Regions from separate parts of the Homo sapiens genome. Here region 1 is linked to region 2. Evidence: chromatin contacts called from ENCODE Hi-C data. All regions are on one chromosome and are shown on one strand. Each heading gives the region's core, a stretch centred on a gene start or an enhancer-like site at or near the end of the contact. The rest is flanking DNA. Distances are from core to core; before and after follow the strand shown. Region 1 holds the start of COL27A1 (collagen type XXVII alpha 1 chain). Region 2 holds the start of WHRN (whirlin).

Region 1 (4,025 bases), core at 930-3,429, 350 kb after region 2:
CACCAACATGATTCTGTGAGTGTCTCACTGCTGTCCCCTACCACCAGTGGATATGTTACTCTGCGTAGCCAAGCCAGGCATGTGGGTATCAAGAGGGTCCCTGGACAGAGATGGAGGAGAGAAAATGCCAACAAAGAACAGGGGAGTGTGCTCAGAAAGGGACAGAGACCACCAGGAGGCTGCTGGCTGCTGAGGGTCCGCAGCGCTGGTGGAGGCACAGGAGAGGGAGAATGTTCTGAGTACAGGGAGGAAACAGAAGGAGGCAGAGGCCAGGGATGTGTCCATAGACATGACATGGAGTTTGGTCCGGCCAGAAGGGTCCAGGAGCAGAGGCATGCTGGAGAGCAGAGGCATGCTGGAGAGCAGAGGTATGCTGGCGCCAGAGCGCACATGATGCAGGACAACGTGATGTCAAGGGAGGCAGGGAGGCAGGAGAAGGCAGAGACTGGGCCTCCGAGCAGTGTTGACTGCCCACTTGCCCACAGCTGGAGCCCCACCATGGGGTGCTCGCCTGGCACCACTTTTCTGCCCAACTGCTGGCATCTACCCTGGCGCAGGGTCTTCTGGAGAAAATGAGTCAGCAGTGTGCTCACTGGTGCCGCGCGCGCGTATGTGTGTGTGTGTGTGTGTGTGTGTGTGTTGTGGTGAGGGGGTGCGGGGCGGGGGAATCGCAAACAGCCAGCTTTTTCCAAGACATGGGGAAGAAAGGAGGGGGTGTCATCCCGCGGACTCCAGCTCAAAGGGGGCAGGGCCCAGCTACAGCCCTAACAGCCTCTGGGGAGTGTCCTGGTGTCCTGGGGGCAGGATGGAAAGAGAGGAGCGCCGTCCACAGGCCCCAACGGGCTGCTTGCATGCTGCTGGCTCCCACACACACCCACACGCTGCGCCGGCTCCAGCACAGGCTCACTCTCTCTTACAACTCCTACTCCACACGCTGGGAATCCCAGCCTCTGGGCCCCAGCTCCGCGCAGCCGCTCCTGGGAGAGTCCCTGCCCCTCTCCGGCCCTGTCTCCCGATCTGTACACTGAGGGGTTCCGCACAGTGATCGCCCAGGGCCCTTTCTGCTCTGACATGCTGGCTCTCACTTTTTCTCTCTTACACACGTGAAAGGGACAGGAACCGAGAAGCAGGAAACACAGACACACAGACCCAGGCCGACTAACACAAACACGCGGAGATTTCCAGAAACGCGGGGACGTGCAGAGCCACACAGACACGGAGACAGGAGCAGAACCCGAGACCTGGTGACCTAGAAACTTGCGGACAATTTCACAAGAACAGATAGAAACGGAGACGTACAGGCTTGGGACCTGCAGACACTGAGACACCGGAACACACCGAGACGGCCCCAAACGGAGACCCCCCTCCTCCCCCAAGCATCCAAAAAGCCCCCCTCCGCACCCCGCCGGCCGCTCCAGGCGCCACCACCCACCCCCACCCCCGACCCCCGGGCTGGCTCTGCCCCCGCCCCAACGGGATCGGGCAGCCGGGCCAGGCGCGGCAGGGCGGGCAGCGTTCGCCAACTCTCGCCCGGCCGGGGGCGCAGCCCCTATTAACCCTTGGCGTCCCGCCTCGCGGGGGCGCAGGAAGGGGCAGGAAGCTGACGTTCCGCTGGAAGCGACCGCATGGCGGGGAACCCCGGCCCTCCCCGAGATTGGAGCAGCAGGAAGCTAGGGAGGGGGCGTCCCCGAGTTCGTACTCACCCCCCGCGCGCCGCCGCCGCCGCCGCTGTGCCTCGGGCCCCCCGCGCCGATCCCGCTCCCATGGCAGGCCCCTACTTCATGCTCCCGAGCCCGGGGGGCAAGTGTGGGCGCGCCCCATGGGGCCGCCAGCCCCCCGCCCCGCCGCGCCAGGCCGGCTTAGAGCGCGCGGCCCCCGCGCCCCCAGCGCAGCCCCGCGCCCAGGGGCGCCCGAGCAGGCAGGCAGCGCGGCTGGGGCCCCGCGGGCGCCCGCGCCAGGCCCATGGTCCCAGGAGTCCGGGCGCCGCGCTCGCCCCTGCCTCGGTCCTTTTCTGCTTCCACCAAAAAGGAAGAAGAAGCAAGAAAAAGAGAGAGAGAGATGATCAAACTTTTGGAGGCGGGCTGCTGGCGGTCCCCGGAGGCAGAGCAAGGCCGGGTGAGGGCGCGCGGAGGGCGGTGGAAGCTGCCTCCCCGCCGGCCTGGGGGAGGAGAGGAAAAGGAAGGATTTGGGGGAAATGAAGGCGATTTAAAGTCTCGGCCCGCGGTGGCTCTCCACCTTCCCTCCTCCCCGCTCCCGGCCGCCCTCTGCTGCCCCCTGCTGCCCCCTGCCGGCCGGAGCCAAGGGTACAGCCTCAGCTGGCCCACTACAGCCCCGATGGGACACCCGCCCCCCTCCTCCTTGTATAGATGGGGAAACAGATTCACAGAGAGGAAGGGGCTGCCCAGGGCTTCACGGTGATTTGATCACCGTTCTGAGATTAGGAACTTCTGACTGGTGAGGCTGGGGGTCCTCCAATGGGGGGTTGGGGTAGGGGAGAAGGGCCAAATTCTACTCCTGGAAGAAACCCACAGTTTCAGGGACGGAGCTAGGACCAGAACTTGGTGTCCAGACGCCCACGACAACCAGTATCGTGATCCCCACCGCCCACCAAAAGTTTGCGCTCCCAGACTCGGAGCGCCCTGGAGAACATATAGGGTGGGCTTGTTAAGGGTTTGCCACCCTCTCTCTCCCTTCTGTCAGCAATTGGAATCTAACCGCACCCCACCACCACCACTAACCACGCACCTCCCCAGAATCGACAAAAACTCCCTCGGATCCCATCCGGGAGCTAAGAGCTGCACACCTTGGCCCCCGGGCAAATTCTCACACCCAAAACTCCAGTCCAGCCCTGGGACCACAGCTCCCTCCGCCTCTACCACCTCTTGCCACTCGTTCACGAGCAAAGTTACACTTATTCACCGGTGCACACACACACTCCCACACGTATCCACCCTTTCCCCAAACTCAGACACACGCTCACACACGGTCCCATTCTGGGACAGCCACGCACCCTTCCTAGGTTCACACGAAACGCATCCTCAGATATCTGGGCTCAGGCGCACGCTGATACTCTACACTCGCAGAAGCATGCACACGGATGCTTACACAGGCACAAATGCACGCTATCCTGGCCATATCGCCCCCACACATGTACACACCCCGGGTGGACACACGCGCGCACACCCTCACTTGCACACAGTTCTCCGAGAGTGCCCACCGCACATGTGCACACACGCATTCACTCCTCACGCGTGTACCCACCTCCCCATACGCGCACACCTTTAGGCGCGCGCACACACAGGCATATAACACTTCGCACCGCTCCAGGAGCCCCCAAGCACTTACTGGGTCCCTACGTGCGAGGCTGGCCGGTCGGTCCTTCCTCCGGCGCCTAACGGCATTTGTATTCATGGGTCCCCGCAGCCGTGGGCGCGGGGGCGGGGGGCGAGGTCCCCTTCCCTAAACGGGGCGCGGGCGCGCGGAGCGCAGCGGCACCGGGAGGGGCATGGGCGCGCGGGACTGCGCCGCCGACCCGGTCCGCCTGCGCTCGAACTTCGGCAGCTCTGCGTCCACGGGCTCCGGCGCGGGCTCCGAGAGCTGGGGGCGGCTCATAGGTGCTGGGGCGGCGGCGCCCGCCGGGCCTTTTGAAGTCTCCGCTGGGGGCGGGGAGGGGGCGCTGAAGGCGGCCTTTTAAACCCTGGCTGCACGCGGGCTCGGTCGAGCAAGGTGTCTGGTTTCAACAAACTTTAGGAAAAGTCCCAAGCCGAGAGAGGGGAGGTAGGGGGGTTGGGGGAGCTGCATAGCTGTGCGCTGCTTCCTGCAGAGGGCAGAGCACCCATGGCTGCCAGGAGGGAGGCCAGTCGCGGGACTGGGGAACTGGCAGGCTGCTGGCCGGCGCGTGGAACCACCCCCGCCACCCCCGCACCCCCAATGTTGAACCAGAGTTCTTAACTTCCATGTGCACGAACCCCAGGGAGTGCAGGAACACCCCCAAACTGTGCACAAATTGAGCATGTTTGTGCATT
Region 2 (3,777 bases), core at 1,045-3,544:
GGATTCTGGAGGTTTGAGCACAGTTACACACTGCCTCTTGCCTGAGGGGACACAGTGCAAACTGATACTAAGGTGGTTATGTAAGATGGATGGAAGAAACTCCAACGATTTCTTTTTCTATCATCTGCCCTCCCAAACCGTCCTCTATGAAATTAAACAACAGCACAGCATTTCAGACGGTCTCTGATGTTTGCAGAAGAAAGTGTTTCTTTTTCTACTAAGACTGCATGCAGCCTGGTTTCTGCTGCCTAAAGCAAAACACCTTCTTGAAAACATCCTTTGCACAGAAATAAAATGTTGGGACTGGGGATCTTAGCTCCTGGGATGCATTTATCAAACCAATCACAGTAATTATAATTAAAACAAACTAAGTGAGAGCTGAGCATGAAACACATTAGCAGGAAACCTGAACTGCATACAATTAAGCCCTGCTTGGTGGCATTTTGAGGTATGTCATTAATACATTTTTGGGGTGGAGAAGATTGATTTTTTTTCCTTAAACATCTTGGTCTAGTTGCATGAAAGGCTTCAACAACAGTTACAAAGGAGGAATAAGGATAGACACCATTAACTGCTAAGATTAGAGCTTTAAGACAGATGGCCAAAGGTAGCCTAATTGGCTATTTTTTAAAAAATCTTCCTCAGACACACTGTTAAATATGTTTATTGGGCATTAATTTAACCTATGTCTGTTTTAGGGAAGTAAAGAATTGAAGATCTTTAGGGAAAACACAGCTTCCATTCCTAGCCTCAATGCATTAAGTCAGCAGTGTTGAAAACCTTTCCACTCTTCCCCATTGTCTAGAGGAGAAAGTCCGTTTTCCTTACAGGTTCTTCATTCAGGTGTCGCCTCTTCAGTAAAGTCCTTACCATATTCTCCTCTCCTAAACCTGGGCTCCCTCGCCATTACAACAGGTATCACACTGGTTTTTAACTCTATTTATTTGATCTTTCTCCCCTGGGTCTCCAGCACCCAGCACATGACCCAGCACAGAGCAGATGCTTCAAAAACGTTGAATGAAAAGCGACCAAATAAATAAATAAATAAATAAATAAATAAATAAATAAATAAATGAATGATCTATCCTTCTGGGTCCACCACAAACCAAATCCTCCAGGTAATCCTCCATCTTGCCCTACCCTGGATAGATGTCAGCTGGCTCTGCAATGGAAATTCTGGAAGACTTTTACGAAAAATACATAGAAGAGTAGCTTAGGAGAGGCAGCTCAGGTTGGAAGGGATGTGTGTGAGGTAGGGTGTGTGTGTGTATGTGTGTGTGTGTGTGTGTAGCACTATGAAGCTCCCCATTAGAATAAAAGCACAGGATTTTACTTAAATCTTATTTGGGGGATTGGGTGGGTGACGACCGACTCCAGGGCACACCTGGGTGTATCTTCCCATTTTGCCTAGGGATGGGAGAGCATAGAAGAGATTTTTCTCCAAGCCACTTCAAATATGTATATTTTTAATTTCTATTTTGAGATTGTAGATCCAAATGCAGTTCTAAGAAATAATACATAGACATGCCATGTACCCTTCACCCAGTTTCCCCCGATGTTGACACGATGGCAACCAGGACATTGACATTGATAAAATCCACCCACCTTACTCAGATTTCACCAGTTTTATATGCGCTCATTTGTACGTGTGTGCGCGAGCGTGGGGTGTACACTTTATATAATATTTCTGAAAGTGGCTTTTCCCTTGCAATGGAGACTGGGAAGGGGTCCAGCCTGATCCATCCCTGCCACGGAGTTGACTCCGGCAGACAGCAGTCTATGCTTGTATTCGTCTCTCGCACACAGTAGGTGGCCAACGACCGTCCACATAAACCCTGGAATTTGTCATGTCAGGGCGCGTGCAGGAGGGGAGCGCCACATTGTAAGGAAGAAAACCGAGACTGAAGTGCCCAGTATTTTGGAAGCAAAAATCAAACAAACAAAAAACTTGACGATTTCCCCCCGAATTGTGAATTAGCTAGCCGGCTAATTACTCCAAAGCGATCCTGGTGTCGGCACTCGCTGCGACCGCCGAAGAGCGCTGTTTCTGAGCCCCGCTCCCGGCTCTGCCGGCGGGGTAGGGGACGCGGGGGCTCCTCCCACCCCTACCGCCGCGTTCACCCCTTTCTTCCCTGGGGCTGGACTGTTTCACCCCGTCTCCAGGCAACGGCCAGGCGCACCGGGCGGGACGTCATTTCCTGAGGAGCCCGTGGGGAGGGGGCGGGCAGGAGGAGGGACGAGGGGGCGGGGCCCGGGCCGGGCTGGCAACGAGACGGCGTCGGAACTCGCTGGAAGACTCGGCCCGGGTGGCTCAACAGTTCGCAAAGTCCGGGCTTGCGGCCGGGCGGCGCAGAGGCGCGGAGGCTCCCCGGGCGGCTGCATCCCGGGGCTGCCCCGGACATGCCCCGCACCCCTTGTCGGACGCCCGCGCCGCTTCACCGGCTGCCACTCCCCGGAGTGCTCTGGGACTAGAGCGCCCTCCGCCCCAACTTCTGACTTTGGGGTCCCCCAGCCCTAGAGGAACGGGCGCCCGGCTGGGGGAGCCCCGGGCATGGTGTGACGGGGCAGTCAGGTCAGCTTTGCGGCGCCCCCAAACTCCAGCCACCCGTCGTCTCCGTGCCCTCCAGAATGTAGCTGCTGACCCCGCGCCCCCCGGACTCCAGCAGCAGTCTCCGCCACCTCCGGGCTCCAGCAGCCAACTCTTGTGTCTCTCAGGAACCCGCCGACGTCTCCGCGTCCCCCGGATTCCAGGTTCGCGACCCCCGCCGTCTTCGCGCCTCCGGGACTCTAGCAGCGGTCTCCGCGACCCCCTAGGATCCAGCCACTGTACCCGTGCTCCCCAAACCCAGGCTCCAGCCGTCGTCTCCGCGCTCCCGGGGATCCAGCTGTCGCGCCAGTACCCGCGAGGACAGCGGCACCGCCCACACCCCGCGCGCTCAGAGCCCGGCCGGGCCTCGGCGTGGAGATGAACGCGCCGCTGGACGGCCTGTCGGTGAGCTCGTCCTCCACCGGCTCGCTGGGCTCGGCGGCCGGGGCGGGCGGCGGCGGGGGCGCGGGGCTGCGGTTACTGTCTGCCAACGTGCGCCAGCTGCACCAAGCGCTGACCGCGCTGCTGAGCGAGGCGGAGCGGGAGCAGTTCACCCACTGCCTGAACGCTTACCACGCGCGCCGCAACGTCTTCGACCTGGTGCGCACCCTGCGCGTGCTGCTGGACAGTCCGGTCAAGCGGCGCCTGCTGCCCATGCTTCGTCTGGTCATCCCGCGCTCCGACCAGCTGCTCTTCGACCAATACACGGCCGAGGGCCTCTACCTGCCCGCCACCACCCCCTACAGGCAGCCCGCCTGGGGCGGCCCCGACAGCGCGGGGCCAGGGGAGGTGCGCCTGGTGAGTTTGCGGCGTGCCAAGGCCCACGAGGGCTTGGGCTTCAGCATCCGTGGGGGCTCGGAGCACGGCGTGGGCATCTACGTGTCTCTGGTGGAACCAGGCTCTCTAGCTGAGAAGGAAGGACTGCGGGTCGGGGACCAGATTCTGCGCGTCAACGACAAATCCCTGGCCCGGGTGACCCACGCGGAGGCCGTCAAGGTAAGGCTGTGGTTTGGAGAGAGTCTGGGGCAGAGTATGGACAGAGTGGCACAGCTTTTTCAGTAACTCCATGCTGTGTGTCCTTAGATGAATCACTTGGCCTTTCTGGGCTTTTTTTTTTTTTTTAATACTTTAAAACAGGAATGTATAGCTTACAGAGCAAATAGCTCTCAGGCACTGGGAACGTAGTTCTG

What was found. Hi-C counts contacts between places; a loop is a spot of excess contacts on that map. Pooled maps may share reads with other maps.
Region 1: a loop to region 2 is called in a map of CD8-positive, alpha-beta T cell, with 6 times the contacts of the local background. The contact joins the promoter of COL27A1 here to the promoter of WHRN in region 2. A Hi-C loop is called at or near these places in 2 of 168 maps with a recorded cell type or tissue (CD8-positive, alpha-beta T cell and naive thymus-derived CD4-positive, alpha-beta T cell) and 7 of 50 pooled maps.

What each region holds. Positions count from the first base shown.
Region 1 is chr9:114,153,691-114,157,715 of GRCh38, reverse strand. COL27A1 (collagen type XXVII alpha 1 chain) reads right to left here and starts at 2,179. Exons shown (of 61, transcript NM_032888.4): 1 at 1,704-2,179. The coding sequence starts at 1,765. It overlaps LOC105376225 (a long non-coding RNA gene), which reads left to right and starts at 3,448. Exons shown (of 5, transcript XR_930256.3): 1 at 3,448-4,025. RefSeq lists silencers at 1,013-1,307, 2,195-2,314 and an enhancer at 3,851-4,025.
Region 2 is chr9:114,503,990-114,507,766 of GRCh38, reverse strand. WHRN (whirlin) reads left to right here and starts at 2,294. Exons shown (of 12, transcript NM_015404.4): 1 at 2,294-3,583. The coding sequence starts at 2,966. RefSeq lists a silencer at 2,200-2,499 and enhancers at 2,024-2,914, 2,915-3,777.